Linked DNA regions of Homo sapiens: region 2 is linked to region 1. A link is a loop called in an ENCODE intact Hi-C map of the cell type or tissue named here. Cell type or tissue: heart left ventricle. All regions are shown on one strand. Links, peaks and the distances in the headings refer to the core of each region. The heading gives the core; the rest is flanking DNA. Region 1 has its middle 45 kb from the start of CASC18. Region 2 has its middle 130 kb from the start of C12orf75.

Region 1 (6,859 bases), core at 1,072-5,071:
CCTACATCAATCGCTGATAAAATGGTTATGGGACAACTGTGGTGAGGATTTATTCCTGGGGCTATAGATGTGGTCAGTGTTCCCAGAATCATGTGGGAGAGACAGAGACCAAAACATAATTGAGGGTCTGGAAGTCAGCAAAAACAGGGTAGATAGATGGCAAGAAGGCAACCAGCAGTATCTGCTGAAATATTTAACATTAGCCTGGCAATGAATGGTATACAAATCATTTTCATACACGTGATCACTTGAATATAAATTCCATAAGCTCAGGAATTTTTGTATGTTTTCTTCTAGGAAGTATCTCAAATATATAGAAAGTCCCTGGCACATAATAGGTACTCAAGAAATATTTGTTGAATGAATGAAATCCTAGCTGCATCACTGCACCCTCATTTTACAAATGTGGAAACAGAAGTGTGAGAACAGTTATGAGGATCAGCCAGTCACCTAGCCATCAAGTGTGAAAGAACGATTTGAACTTGTATTTGCCAGGCTCCAAATCCAATGCTTATTTGAATCACTTTGGCCTAGCTCTCTTATTTACTAAGAGGTATAGATAAAGTGTTTTGGAATTTCCAAAGACATAGGTATCCATTCTTTTTTTTTTTTTTTTTTTTTTTTTTTTGAGACGGAGTCTCGCTCTGCTGCCGAGGCTAGAGTGCAGTGGCATGATCTCGGCTCACTGCAAGCTCCGCCTCCCAGGTTCACGCCGTTCTTCTGCCTCAGCCTCCTGAGTAGCTGGGACTACAGGCGCCCACCACCACGCCCAGCTAATTTTTTGTATTTTTAGTAGAGACGGGATTTCGCCGTGTTAGCCAGGATGGTCTCAATCTCCTGACCTCATGATCCGCCTGCCTCGGCCTCCCAAAGTGCTGGGATTACAGGCGTGAGCCACTGTGCCCGGCCAGGTATTAATTCTTACTGGGAAAGTTGTTAGGTTGGTGCAAATGTAATTGCGGTTTTTGCCATTAAGAGTAATGGTAAAACCTGCAATTACGTTTCCACCAGCCTAATAGAAGACTTCATGGAGAAGCCATGAGTAATTTCTACATGGAGTTCTAAATGCCCATTCATATGGCTAATAATAAAACAACTCTTCCTAAGTGGGATCAAATCCCAAACTCTAACTTTTAATGTAATGATTACAAGCACATAACCTGTCTATGAGAATAATATAAGCATTTTTCATATTTTTATTTTAAATTTTTGTGTTATTTTTGGCCACTATATTTAATAGAAACTGCTGGATTTCATCAGCTTCTACCTTGATATGTCAATATTTACCTGAGGTTATAATGTGAAATTGGCCTCATCATCTGGAATGGTGTGCCTGGGCCATTTCATTCACGAATACAGTATTCAGCAACTATTTACTGAGCATGCTGTGTGGGCCATGCACTGTTCTAAATGCAAAGACATAGCAGAAAACAACACTGACCAAGCATCTGCTTGTATATTATGACAGGTGGTGATGTGAGCGCTGAATGGGAATGAAGCAGTGGAAAGGGATAGAGCCCCAGATAAGTGAAATGGGGAATCAGAGGAGAGGATGCTTTTTTATACCCAATGATTAGAGACTTACAGCCTTTCAGCTAAGGTGGCATTTAGCAGATCTGAGTGAAGTGAGGGAGTGAACTCAGCAGTCAGTGGGGTGAAGAACATTCCAGAATGAAAGAACAGGAAGCACTAAGTGCCTAAGACAGGAGAATGCTTGATGTGTTTGAGGAAGAATGAGGAGGTCAGTGAGGACAGAAGGGACTAGGGGGTATAATGACAGCAGGAGGTGAGGTGAGAGGCTCCCAAAGCACATGGATGAAGGTTCATAGACCTTGCAGGCAGGTCTGTGGGAGGGGTGGTGGAGGAGTGTACATTCTCCCGCAAAGCTGCTTCACTGAATTCCATCTAGGGGAAGAAACACAGCAGCAAAGGCCATCATGTAATATCCACATACACGAATGAAGTCACCCCCAGCTCAGCACATGAAAGAAGTCATCGGGCATAGTGGTTACAAGGCTGAACTTGGGGTCAGAATGGCCTGCAATGGAACCCAGTTTTCATCATGTACTTGCTATCACAAGCTGGTATGGTCTGAATGTGTTCCCAAATTTCATGTGTTGGAAACTTAATCCCCAGTGCAACAGTATATAAAGGTGAGGCTTTTGCAGAGCTGTTTAGGTCATGGGGGCTCCAACCACATGAATGGATTAATGCTGCCATAAAAAGGGCTTGCGACAGTGGGGTTCTCTCTCCCTTGCTCTTCTGCCATGTGAGGACACAGAGTTCACCCCTTTTTGACCCTTCTATCTTCCACCATGAGATGACACAGCAAGAAAGTCCCCATTAAATGCAGGGGACTTGATCATGGACTTCTCAGCCTCCAGAACTGTGAGAGAATAAGTTTCTGGTCTTTACAAATTATCCAGTCTGTGGTATTCTGTTATAGCAACACCAAATGGACTAAGACACATACTTTATCCCTGGGAAAATTATGTAAACTCTGAGTCTCAAGTTTTTCATCTTAAAATGCAATTGTCATACCTACCTTACCTTGTTGTGAGGACTCAGCAAAATAATGAATGCAAGCAATTAAAATAGTGTCTGGCACTTAGTAATTGTTCAATTAAAGCTCACTGCTGTGTTGCTATTACCATTATTATTACTGTCATTATTTATTTGTATTTATTCGGCATAACAGACACACTCACTAGGTTAGGATCTCCCCAAGCCAGGCTAAATATTCAAAACCAAAAGGAGTCTTCTCAGCAATCTAAACCACTTGCACTTGCAGAAACAGCAGCTATATTCTTTAGTGAAGGTCTGGCAGCTGCACAAGGCAGCTGAGAATCTGGCATCCCTTCATGTCAAAGAGCAGAGACCAGTCTGCCAGAGGCTGGGGTGGAGGGGGAAGAAGAACAAAGCGTCCTCTTTCACAGCCCTTAGATACTGCCTGGGAGGCCACACCTAATAAGGGCTTTCAGGTCTCTCTTTCTCAGCATCCTGAGAGCAGACTGTTTTCCCTACTTGTTCTTCAAGGAGCCAAATATGATTCATCCAGACTGCACACCTGGGCCTGTGGTTTGGGCCATGGCAGAGGGCAAAGGAGGGGAGAGCTGCTGTCAAGCCTGGGATGGATGTGGAAAACCTTGATCTTTGTCAAGAGACACTACAGCCCCAAGGCTACTTGACTGCAAAGTCCTCTTGCCTCCCTACCACAATGATGGGGGAGCCACTAGCTCCAACAAGCTTCATGTGGGGGAGGAAGATGACCATGTCCCTGGAGCAAACAGGGTATCAGGCAGGAGGGAACACAGGATGGGGCAGGTATTACAGACACAAAAGGGCTGGGCTCTGAAGGCCTGCTGTTTGGCAACATGTTGAGGCAACGTGGAGGCACAGAAAGGTGTCTGTGTTACTTCCTCTATGACTGAAATAAATGAAAGCAAATATATTTTGTTGCCATTGCACCATACAGTTTAAAAGCACATTTCTTGGGCAGTCTTTTATTAAAATCTTACTTACTGTGCATCAGACTCCCCAAGTAATTCCCCTACCCTTTCTCCCCAGTGGGGACTACTGTTCCTGCTACATAAAGGCTCAGTCCTTCCCTGGTCTGAAGCCAATCCTGACTCCTGGTGGTTTCCTTTTAATCAATTTTAACAAATATCTGAGACCTCCTGTGTAAGCCAGGCACAGGCCAGGCAGCAGGGATTCAACGGTGCAGAAAATATGAGCCTCTGTTTTCAAATCTTTTATAGTCTATCCTCACTCCTTACAGCTGCACTCCTCCAACCCCACAAACCCACACCTCCACATCCAGTGGGGTGTAATATTAAGCTCCGAGTTCAACTTTAACACTACCACTTGTCAGTCGTGTGACCTTAGGCAGGAAATGTATTCTCTGAGAAACTGTTTTCTCATCTGTGAAGTGGGAATAAGGACTCTTGGCCTGCCTACCTCAGCATGGTTGTGATGGATCCTTGGAGACAACAATCACCAAATACTTTAAAAAGAAATGGAACATTATACGAAAGCCAGATACTAAAAAGGGCTTGCAATTCCTCAGGTGGCATGAATAGCAAACACGTGGAGGCTTCAGGCACAACAGGATGCCCTCTCCATCAGAAGGCACCAATGTGAAGGCTCTAGAAGCCCACAGGATCCTTCTCAGCTTCATTCCAAAGTTAAAATTAAATTCTCTGGCCACACTCGGTGGACTAAAAGACCATCCAGAACAAAAGCTAGTAGCCCCAAACACCCACAAGGCTTCCTTCCTGGCTCTCCTCAAGTGGCTTGTTTTTACTGGAACTCAGTTTCCTCTTCCTGCCTGGAAAACTTTGTTTATAGAAATTAGCTCTTAAAGGAAAGCAAAAAAGAAACTTTTTTCCACAAACCAATCTTGGATTTTCACCAGGTTGCAGTTCTAACCTTAACTAAAATAGACTGTGACCGAACATTTGTGCTTGGGGGACTCCATTCCCCATTTATCTCCCCAGGAGATAACACGCTTCACGATTATCAGCAAAAAGCAAGCTGCATGGATGCCTCCACAGGAAAAAAAAAATAGACAAAAAATTATTTTTGGAACTCCATCCTCACTACACTTACCTTTTACTACTGAGTTCCCCCAGGCTATTTTCTGCCATCTTATCCTTGTCTAGCAATTTGGAGATCTCTCCATTGCTTCTGCTCATCCAAATCAAATATTCCTTCAGTCCTTACCCTTTTACCTCAAACTGACCCATCCCTACCTTACGATCCTCAAAATAGATCCTCAACCTTTAATTTCCTCACCTGTCATATGGGGATAGCAAAAGCAGCACTAGCCTGTACTGCCAGAGCACCATTTGCCACATACTAATTCATTTCATCCTTGAAAGGAGGGGCAGCTATGCCTATCTTCGTTTTACAGATGAAGACACCGAGTTACATGCACATGGAGCAGGAGAAACTCTAATTCATTGCTGGTGAAAATGCAAAATGGTATAGCTACTTTGGAAAACAGTTAGGCAGTGTATTAGTCTGTTCTCACACTGCCATAAAAACTGCCTGAGACTGGGTAATTTATGAAGGAAAGAGGTTTAATTAAGGAAAGAGGTATAACAGCTCTGCATGGCTTGGGAGGCCACAGGAAACTTACAATCATGGCGGAAGGTGAAGGGAAAGCAAGGCACCTTCTTCACAAGGCAGCAGGAAGGAGAAGTGCTGAGCCAAGGGGGAAGAGCCCCTTATAAAACCATCAGATCTCGTGAGAACTCACTCACTATCATGAGAACAGCATGGGGAAAACTGCCCCATGATTTAATTACCTCCACCTGGTCTCTCCCTTGACACATGGGGATTATGGGGATTACAATTCAAGATGAGATTGGGGTGGGGACACAAAGCCTAACCATATCAGTTTCTTCCAAAACTAACTACACTCTCACTATACAACCCAGAAATTATCTCTTTGATATTTACCTAAATGAATAAAAAAATTATGTCCACACAAAAACATGCACAGGTATGTTTATATTTGCTTTATTCATAATTGTCAAAACCCAGAAGCAACCAAGATGTCTTCAGTGGGTGAATGGATAAACTGTCATCCATCCAGACAATGGAATGTTATTCAACACTGAAAAGAAATGAGCTATCAAGCCATGAAAAGACATGGATAAAATTTAGATGTATATTACTAACTGAAAGAAGCCAATCTGGAAAGTCTACATGCTGTACGAGTCCAACTCTATGACATTCTGGAAAAGGCAGAACTCTGTCATGGCAACTAGGAATGTTTAAAATGGTAGTTGCTCTATTAGCTAGGTCCTTGGGCAGAGCCTCCCTTCAAGCCATAATAAACATGCAGCATGAGCAAAGAAATGACATGTTAGTGCATTTTAAGCCACTTTAGAAAACAGCTTGGCAATTTCTTAAATATTAAGCACACACTTACCATACAATTTTGCTTATGTATATAGACACACACACACACACACACACACACACACATATATATATATATATATATATATTTTGAGACGGAGTCTCGCTCTGTCTCCAAGGCTGGGGTGCAGTGGCATGATCTCAGCTCACTGCAAGCTCTGCCTCCCAGGTTCACACCATTCTCCTGCCTCAGCCTCCCGAGTAGCTGGGACTACAGGCGCCCGCCACCACACCCAGCTAATTTTTTGTATTTTTAGTAGAGACGGGATTTCACCGTGTTTGCCAAGACGGATTAATCCAAGAGAAATACAAATATATGTCTATGAAATGTCTTGTATACAAATGTTCATAACAGCTTTATTTGTGATATGGTTTGGTTCTGTGTCCCCACCCAAATCACATGTTGAATTGTAATCCCTAGTGTTGGTGAGGAACCTGGTGGGAGGTGATTGAATCATAAGGGCAGACTTCGCCCTTGCTGTTCTTGTAATAGAGTTCTCATAAGATCTGGTTGTTTTGAAAGTGTGTATCACACTCTTCTTCATAATCTCTGTCTCCTGCTCCACCATGGTAAGATGTGTTTGCTTCTCCTTTGCCTTCTGCCATGATTGTAAGTTTCCTGAGGCCTCCCAACCATGCTTCCCATACAATCTGTGTAACTGTGAGTCAATTAAACTCCTTTTCTTCATAAATTACCCAGTCTCAGATAGTTCTTTATAGCAGTGTGAGAACAGACTAATACAATTTGTAATATCCAAAAACTGGGAACAACTTAAAATGTTCATCAACAGGTGAACAGATAAGTGAATATTGGTATAGCCATACAATGGAATGTACTACTTAGCAATAAAAATGAAGGAACTACTGACACACCCTCCAACATGAATTAATTATACTGAGTGAAAGAAAACAGACAACAGGAGTATATACT
Region 2 (6,859 bases), core at 976-4,975, 200 kb after region 1:
TCTCTGGAAAATAGTACAGCAATGAGCTATTAGCAACCAATATTCAAAGCAGCTGGCAGATGGGTGCACCAGGCCAGTCAAGAAGCCCAGTTGCATCTACTCAGGTGAGAAAGGTCATGTAAGCAGAAGGAACAGCCTGAGCAAAGGCTACCCAATTTCTGCTGGCTGTGTGTGGGTTGGGAGGTGGTAGAGGCATTCCTCTCTAGCTCATGTCGTATTGGGCCCTGAGAAGGGAGAGATGAGACAGAGCAATGGGCAGAAGCCAGAGAGATTCCTCTGCCATGCTATGAAGTCCAGATTCCATCCCATATTCATAATAATACCAACATGAATAATAATAGTGCAATATTTATTTCATGGTTAGTATGTGCTAATGTCTGAGGGCTTTCATTTGTTTTCTTTTTCACCCATGCAATATCACTGAGGCAAGTGGTATGATTCATTGCACTTTATAGATGAGGAAACTGAGGGTGAAAAAATAATGTAATTTGTCCAAGAGCATATGACTAACAGCTGGGACGAGAAGCCATTGTCTGTCTGAACGTATGCTCATCCCACAGTAATGCAAGTGGTTTTAAGCAAAGGAGTGATGCTGCTAGATTGATTTGCATTTTGAATATTGCATTGGGGCTGCCCATCCTCACCTTGCTAACTTCTCACTGACATACATTTCTGGGGGCTTCTTCCCTTGCATTTTTCAGCTGAAAACAAACAAACACAAAAAACTTGAATGCCCCTGACTCTGGCCATCTAAATCCCATTTCCGGCTGCTGAAGCCCCTCCAGCTGAGACCCCAACAACCATCCCTTTTGGTTCCCCCTCACCCCAACCAGGTTTCGTAAGCAAGTGCTCCTCCACGTCCCAGAAGAGCCTAGCTAGAGTCCCCACCCTTCCACTAACCAGCTGTCAGCCCCAACCCAGACAGATCTGACCCCTGGAATTTTTTTTTTTTTAGCACTGCCTGTCATGCGGCTTGTTCCTTGGCCTCTCCTACCCAAGGGCAAAGCAAAGGGGTTCCAGGGACCCCAAGTGAAGAAGACAGAACTCTGAAGGGATGGTCAGACAATACATCATGGACAGGGCTCTGATTGTCTGATGTCAGAAATTCTGCAGATGGAACTGCCTATGAGTACACTCTCAGGCTACAGTCAAAGCAGTTACTCCCAGGGCGGGCAGGCATAGGGAAGGAATGTGAGAGCTCTACAGAGGTAGATGGAAGCTGCTGTCCGTGTTCTATTTTTCATGCTGTGGTCTTATTTAAAATAAGTAAATTAGTACCTTAATAAAAAAAAATTAAAAGAGGCCTTGCCCATGGGCCAATAATGAAAGCATTTCATGGACCAAGTATTTGTATGAATCTAGTTTGCACTCCTAGGTCAGATATGCACATATCTCTACAAGGCAAAAATTACTACTTGATGAATGAGTCCCCACACGGAAAATGGCTCTTAAGTTATGACTGGAAGGGGACACAAGCAGGGGGGGATGGTTCCCTGCAGTGCTGATAGCATTCTTTTTCTACATCTGGGTGCTAGTTACTTGGATGTGCTCATTTTGTGAAAATTCAGGGAGGTATGATATGCTCTTTTTTCTTTATGCTTCAAAAAAGTAGCAAAGAACATTAAACATTTTTTAATTGCTCTACTTGATCTGGATCTGTATCTAAGAGCAGCAACCACTCCAGGACACAACTGGGAGGACCCCACAATACTGTCTTCCGGTGAATTCCTTCAAGGAATGGCTTATTAGCTTGTGCCATGCTGAGTCACACTGGAGCTAAAGAAAAAAAAAAAACAACAGTAAAACTGATCCTGGCTTTGGTTTAATGTGTGATATTTTGTTCATCATTGATCATTGATTGTCTACATTGACTGTGACTATTTTTTAAGGACGTTGTATTAAAATGTTATCTATCTTGATTACTAAGCTTTTTGGTACTCCCTTAAATTTTGCATCACTATTCCTGACCCTGCTTGTACCCCCCAACAGCTCATCGTTGAGCTTGACCATGAAAACCTCAAATTCCCTCTTCCCCACAGAAATGTCTGTACTACCACGAGCCCAAAAGATGACACTCCCAATGAGGCTCTTGAGCTCCTTAATGACAACAGTGGCCTTCCCAGTGACTTCAAGTTAATAAAGAGCATCCACATAATCTCATTTATCCTCAGTCAGCTTGTGGGAAGGCATGAGTAGTATCCCAATTTTCAGGTTAAAATATGAGGTTTTGTTTTGATAGTAAAGCGAGATTTCCAAGATGACTTTGAGCAGGGACAGTGTTTAATTAATCTCTCTATGACATACAGTGTTTAGCACAACTTCTTGCAGCTCAAGGATCAGCCTGTATATCTTCAAATCCTGGATCCACCATTTCCTGGCTTGCTGTGTGACCCTCAGCAAATTACTGAATTTCTTTCAGCCTCTGTTTTCTCTTCAGCAAAATGGAGATCAGAATAATTGATTTTTATTGAGGATTAAACAAGGTTATCCATGAAAAGCACTTAGCAGTGTGTTTGACACAGACCAGGTATTTAATAATATGAACTATGATTATTGCCCACAGGACAGGCTTGAAAATATTCATGGAAAGGAATCTGATGCCAGTTCAGGCTGTCAGGATCAACTTTTGCTATGAGGCACCTTTTAGCTGTCATCAAATCACCTGGGAAGAGAGCTTTCAAAGCAATCTATTAGCAGAAAAATTATCTGAACTCTAGAAATAGGTGAAGAAGATTACCGAGCATTCCTTCACTGTAGTGCTGAATTTGACTTTCTATTTCCTGGGCTATTTTACAACTCTGTAGAGGCAGAGGCTGGCTCATGGAATTTTGTCTAGTCCAGATGCAAATAATTTCAGTCTAGGGGAGAAGATATCCCATAGATTGCAATACATATTAAATTGCATATATATATACACACACATATATATACACACACACACGCCTGTGTGTGTGCGTGTGTGTGTGTGTGTGTGTGTATCTCAAGCATCTTACATGCTTTTTGGACAGGTTTTAACATATTACTCCTTCTCTAATAAATGAGTTGAATAAAAAATCTTTGACATGCATCCCTTTTGTTATTGCATGTCTTTTTTGGTTTTGTTTTTAGAGTCACATTTTTTTAACCTTTGGAAAATCATACTTTAACACCATGCACAGAGATAAGGCTTTCTCTGGGGGCCCAGAGGAGGCTTTTAGGGAAGCCACATGATTCCTTGCTGAACAAAAACATCCCAGCAATACCTTTCAGGTTGGATTGGCCACTGAGCAGCCCTGAACCTGGCCCCCACCCCCGCCGCAGACACAGAAGGGATTCCAGCTGTAGGACTTCACTCCCAAGTGAGGCCGGGGAGCACTGACAGCTTTCCTTCCCTGCCTCCAAATAAGGATCCAGGTCAGTGCAGAGGCTGGGCCGGCTCCCTGGGGTTTACCAATTATTTGGCAAAGTGCAGAGATAACATTCTGTGCAAATTTCCTCACATTGTTCTGCCTGGCTCTAGGTATTCCCAGATAGAATAATCTAGAGATAAGTGATGGGAAAAGAAGCTAGTACCTGGGCCTCTCCACAAACACGCCCAGTCATTCCCACCACTACGTCCTCCACTCAAGATGTCTGTGACCTCATCTCACCTTCTCATTCTGCTACTTTCTGGCAAAACCTTCAGAATCCCAGTGGAAATCCCCTCCTCCTGGAGTCAGAATAAAATTTTGGTGTGGCCCAGTGGAGCTTATGGTAATAGACACTGCCTTTGAGCATGACTTTCATGGTGTCTGGTGGTGCCCATCAAAGGAGGAGCCACATTCCAGTATCCTCTTCCCCTCAGCCCAGCCCTCAATTTGCTTCCAGGAGGGACCTTATTTCCTCCTCTTGCTTCCATCCTATTCCCAAGCCCCTTCCTGATTAAAAGAGAAAATGTCTGATAAAACCCATCTTAGCCTTAAACATCTCATTCATTCAAATGATATTTAGTGAACTCTTCATATTTGTTAGATTTTGTGGTGGGTGCTGGGGTGACAATAGACCCTGGTTGTTCTTGGCATTTACATTCTATAGATAAGGAGGAAGACAGTAAATCACTACATAAATGAGTAAACAGATTATGGTGGATGCTATAATCTAAATAATGGGGTGGTAGAATATCTCCCTTAGATACAGTTATTAGAAAAATGTTATCCAAGAAAGAGACATTTGAGCTGACATGTAGAAGATGAACAAGAGGCCAGATTTGTGAAAAGGTAGAGGGAAAGGAATCAGAAACAGAGAGACTAGCAACTGCAGTGGTCCTGGATGTGAAAGGTCTGGCATTTTTGAGAAATGCTTAAGGGTACCCAGCCCCCAAGATCCCCTCCAGTGATTCTCACCTCCTGCGATTCATGTCCTTAAGCACTCCCCTCCCCCTCTGGATAGAGCTGATTTATGTAACCAAGAAGACATTTCAAAAGTGAAGGAATGTGCCTTCCAAGCCCAGGTCATAAAAGACATTGCAAATTCAGTCTTGCTCTCTTGAATTACTCAATTTATGGGACATGAGCTGCCATGTTGTAAGGATACTCAAGCAACTCAGTGGAGCAATACACATGGCAAAGAACTGAGGCTTTCTGCCAACAGCCATGTGAATGAGACCATCCTGAAAACAGATCTTCCAGCCCCAGTCAAGCCTCCAGATTATTGCAGCCCATGCTGACCATAGCCTTATGAGATCCCTTGAGACAGAGCCACCCAGCTAATTTTTAATTCCTGATCTTTGACTGCAGCTTTATGAGATCCTCTGAGCAAAAATCACCCAGCTAACTTTTAATTCCTGACCCAAAGAAACTATGAGACATTAAATGCTTATTGCTCTTGTTTATGTTAGTCTGTGGTAATTTGTTATACAGTCATAGATAACAAATATAACCACTCAAATATGGTGAACCAGGCAGAGAGTGATAGAAGATGAAGCCAGAGAGGCTAGCAGTAGCCAGGTCACATGGCCAGTGGAGGCTGCAGTAGGAGCCTGGATTTTATTCCAGGTTAGATGGAAACTTATTGAAAAGTTTAAGCAGCAGAGTGGTGTGATCTCATTTACATTTTGTAAAGATCATAAGTATGGAGAATGAATTTTAGAGGGACAAGAGTAGAAACAAGGAGACCAACTGGGAAACTATTACGTTAGTCCAGGATGTCAAGAAAGGTGACTTGGACTAGGTAGGGAACAGCACAGAGGGAGGGAAGAGAATGGATTCAGCATATATTTTGAAGACAGTTATCATGACTTATAGATAGATTGGCTATGAGGGATGGTGGAAAGAAAGGAATCAAAATGATAGCTAGGTTTTTAGCTTAAGTAACAGAGTGCAAAATAGTGCCATTTACTGAAATGAAGAAGATTAGAAGGAGTGGATTTGGAGGTAAGAGAATCAAAAAGAAAGAGTACTTCATCTCCCACTTCCTATTACATTTGGAAGCCTTTGGTACAATATGGCCAAAATTATATGGATTATAATAATACAGATTATATTATTTGTATATATAATTATAGAAAATTATATATAATTTATACAATAATTAATTATATATTGGACATTAATTCATCTTAACCCAGTTTTATTTAGCAGTCCTCCTCAGCTACTAAAATCTTTGCATTTTGTAAGATCCATTTGCCTTTCACACACTGCAGCTAGGTGCAGCAGCTAAGAATCTCCTTGAGGTGGTTTTTTGTAACTGTCCACTTAACAGGTGTTAAATAGACAAGTCTGTGATGTACACGATACTGAGGGTGGCTTTCAAGTTGTGCAGTACATCTTGTCTTTATATTTATCTGTCTCCCACACAATGTTAGCTCTGGGGTTGGGACTGTGTCTGTTTCACACTTATATCCCCAAGATCCACCACATTGCCTAATATGTGGTAACCATGCAAAGAAAAAAGTGTGTTGAATTAATGAATGTCCATTGTATATAATCCTGCAAAGCAAAAAATAAAAATTAAAAAATTAAGAAAATCACGTCATTCTACTATACAGAGATAACCATTGCCAATGTTTTGATACAATTCCTTTAGTCTTTTTTCTGTTCATAAATATCTGTATCATCCATACGTACATTTGCACCCATATTTGTAACTTTTCCTCTACTTCTTTTGAAAGAAACAGCCAGCATTTACTGAAAGATCTGTGCTATGAAAGATCCATTGTAATAAGCCACACTTCTTGTTGGTTTAAGCTCCTGGGAACTTCTAGTCCAGAAATAGAATTGGAGTCATGGCTATCAAGGTACATCTGTCATGAGGCTCAGTATTTTGGAATTTATCCTGGCATTTTAAATATGAAGTGGGGAGAACAGTTGGTCCTAGCTCTGCCAGTAGGAGTGTGAAAGACCCTAGAGGAACCTGGCCCAGGAGGCTACCTTTACTGAGACTCTGACTACCAGTACAGTTCTCCACTTTATAAGAGCAATTCTTTCCTGAAAATCCCTCTTAATAGGGCAAATCATCCAAAGTTGAAAACAACACTGTATTATTTTCAGTGAGAAAATAATTTTGCACCTTAAGCATACAAATTTACCCCCATTCTACTAAAGAAAACCAAAATATTCAAGGACAAACAAGAAATAACCACCAAAACTCATTAAAAAGGACAAAACTACTTCAATTGTTAAGTTACATTAACCTAACAAAATATTGCCCCTTCATCAATTATTCCACGTAATACTGAGATTTACTCACTCTCAATCCATTACACAGAGCACAATGAAGACTCCGCTTTTGAATTTTAAAATGATGCTAAATTTTTTTTTTTTTTTTGAGACGGAGTCTCACTCTGTCGCCCAGGCTGGAGTGCCGTGGGGAGATCTCGGCTCACTGCAAGCTCCGTCTCCCG

The links. A loop is a pair of places that touch in the nucleus more often than their neighbours do. Peaks named below come from ENCODE experiments on the same cell type or tissue, not always from the same donor. Only the 100,000 strongest peaks of a DNase experiment are listed, where the experiment ranks them.
Region 2: it touches region 1 in a loop (1.8-fold over the local background); 1 of 110 quality-filtered maps calls a loop at or near these places.

The regions. Positions count from the first base shown.
Region 1 is chr12:105,655,965-105,662,823 of GRCh38, reverse strand. No RefSeq gene overlaps it. Among named protein-coding and RNA genes, the nearest start is that of CASC18, 45 kb to the left of the region's middle. In heart left ventricle, for the core only: no CTCF peak of the experiment used is centred there; a DNase peak (open chromatin) is centred at 2,877; H3K27ac peaks cover 2,365 bases.
Region 2 is chr12:105,456,651-105,463,509 of GRCh38, reverse strand. No RefSeq gene overlaps it. Among named protein-coding and RNA genes, the nearest start is that of C12orf75, 130 kb to the right of the region's middle. In heart left ventricle, for the core only: no CTCF peak of the experiment used is centred there; a DNase peak (open chromatin) is centred at 3,389; H3K27ac peaks cover 495 bases.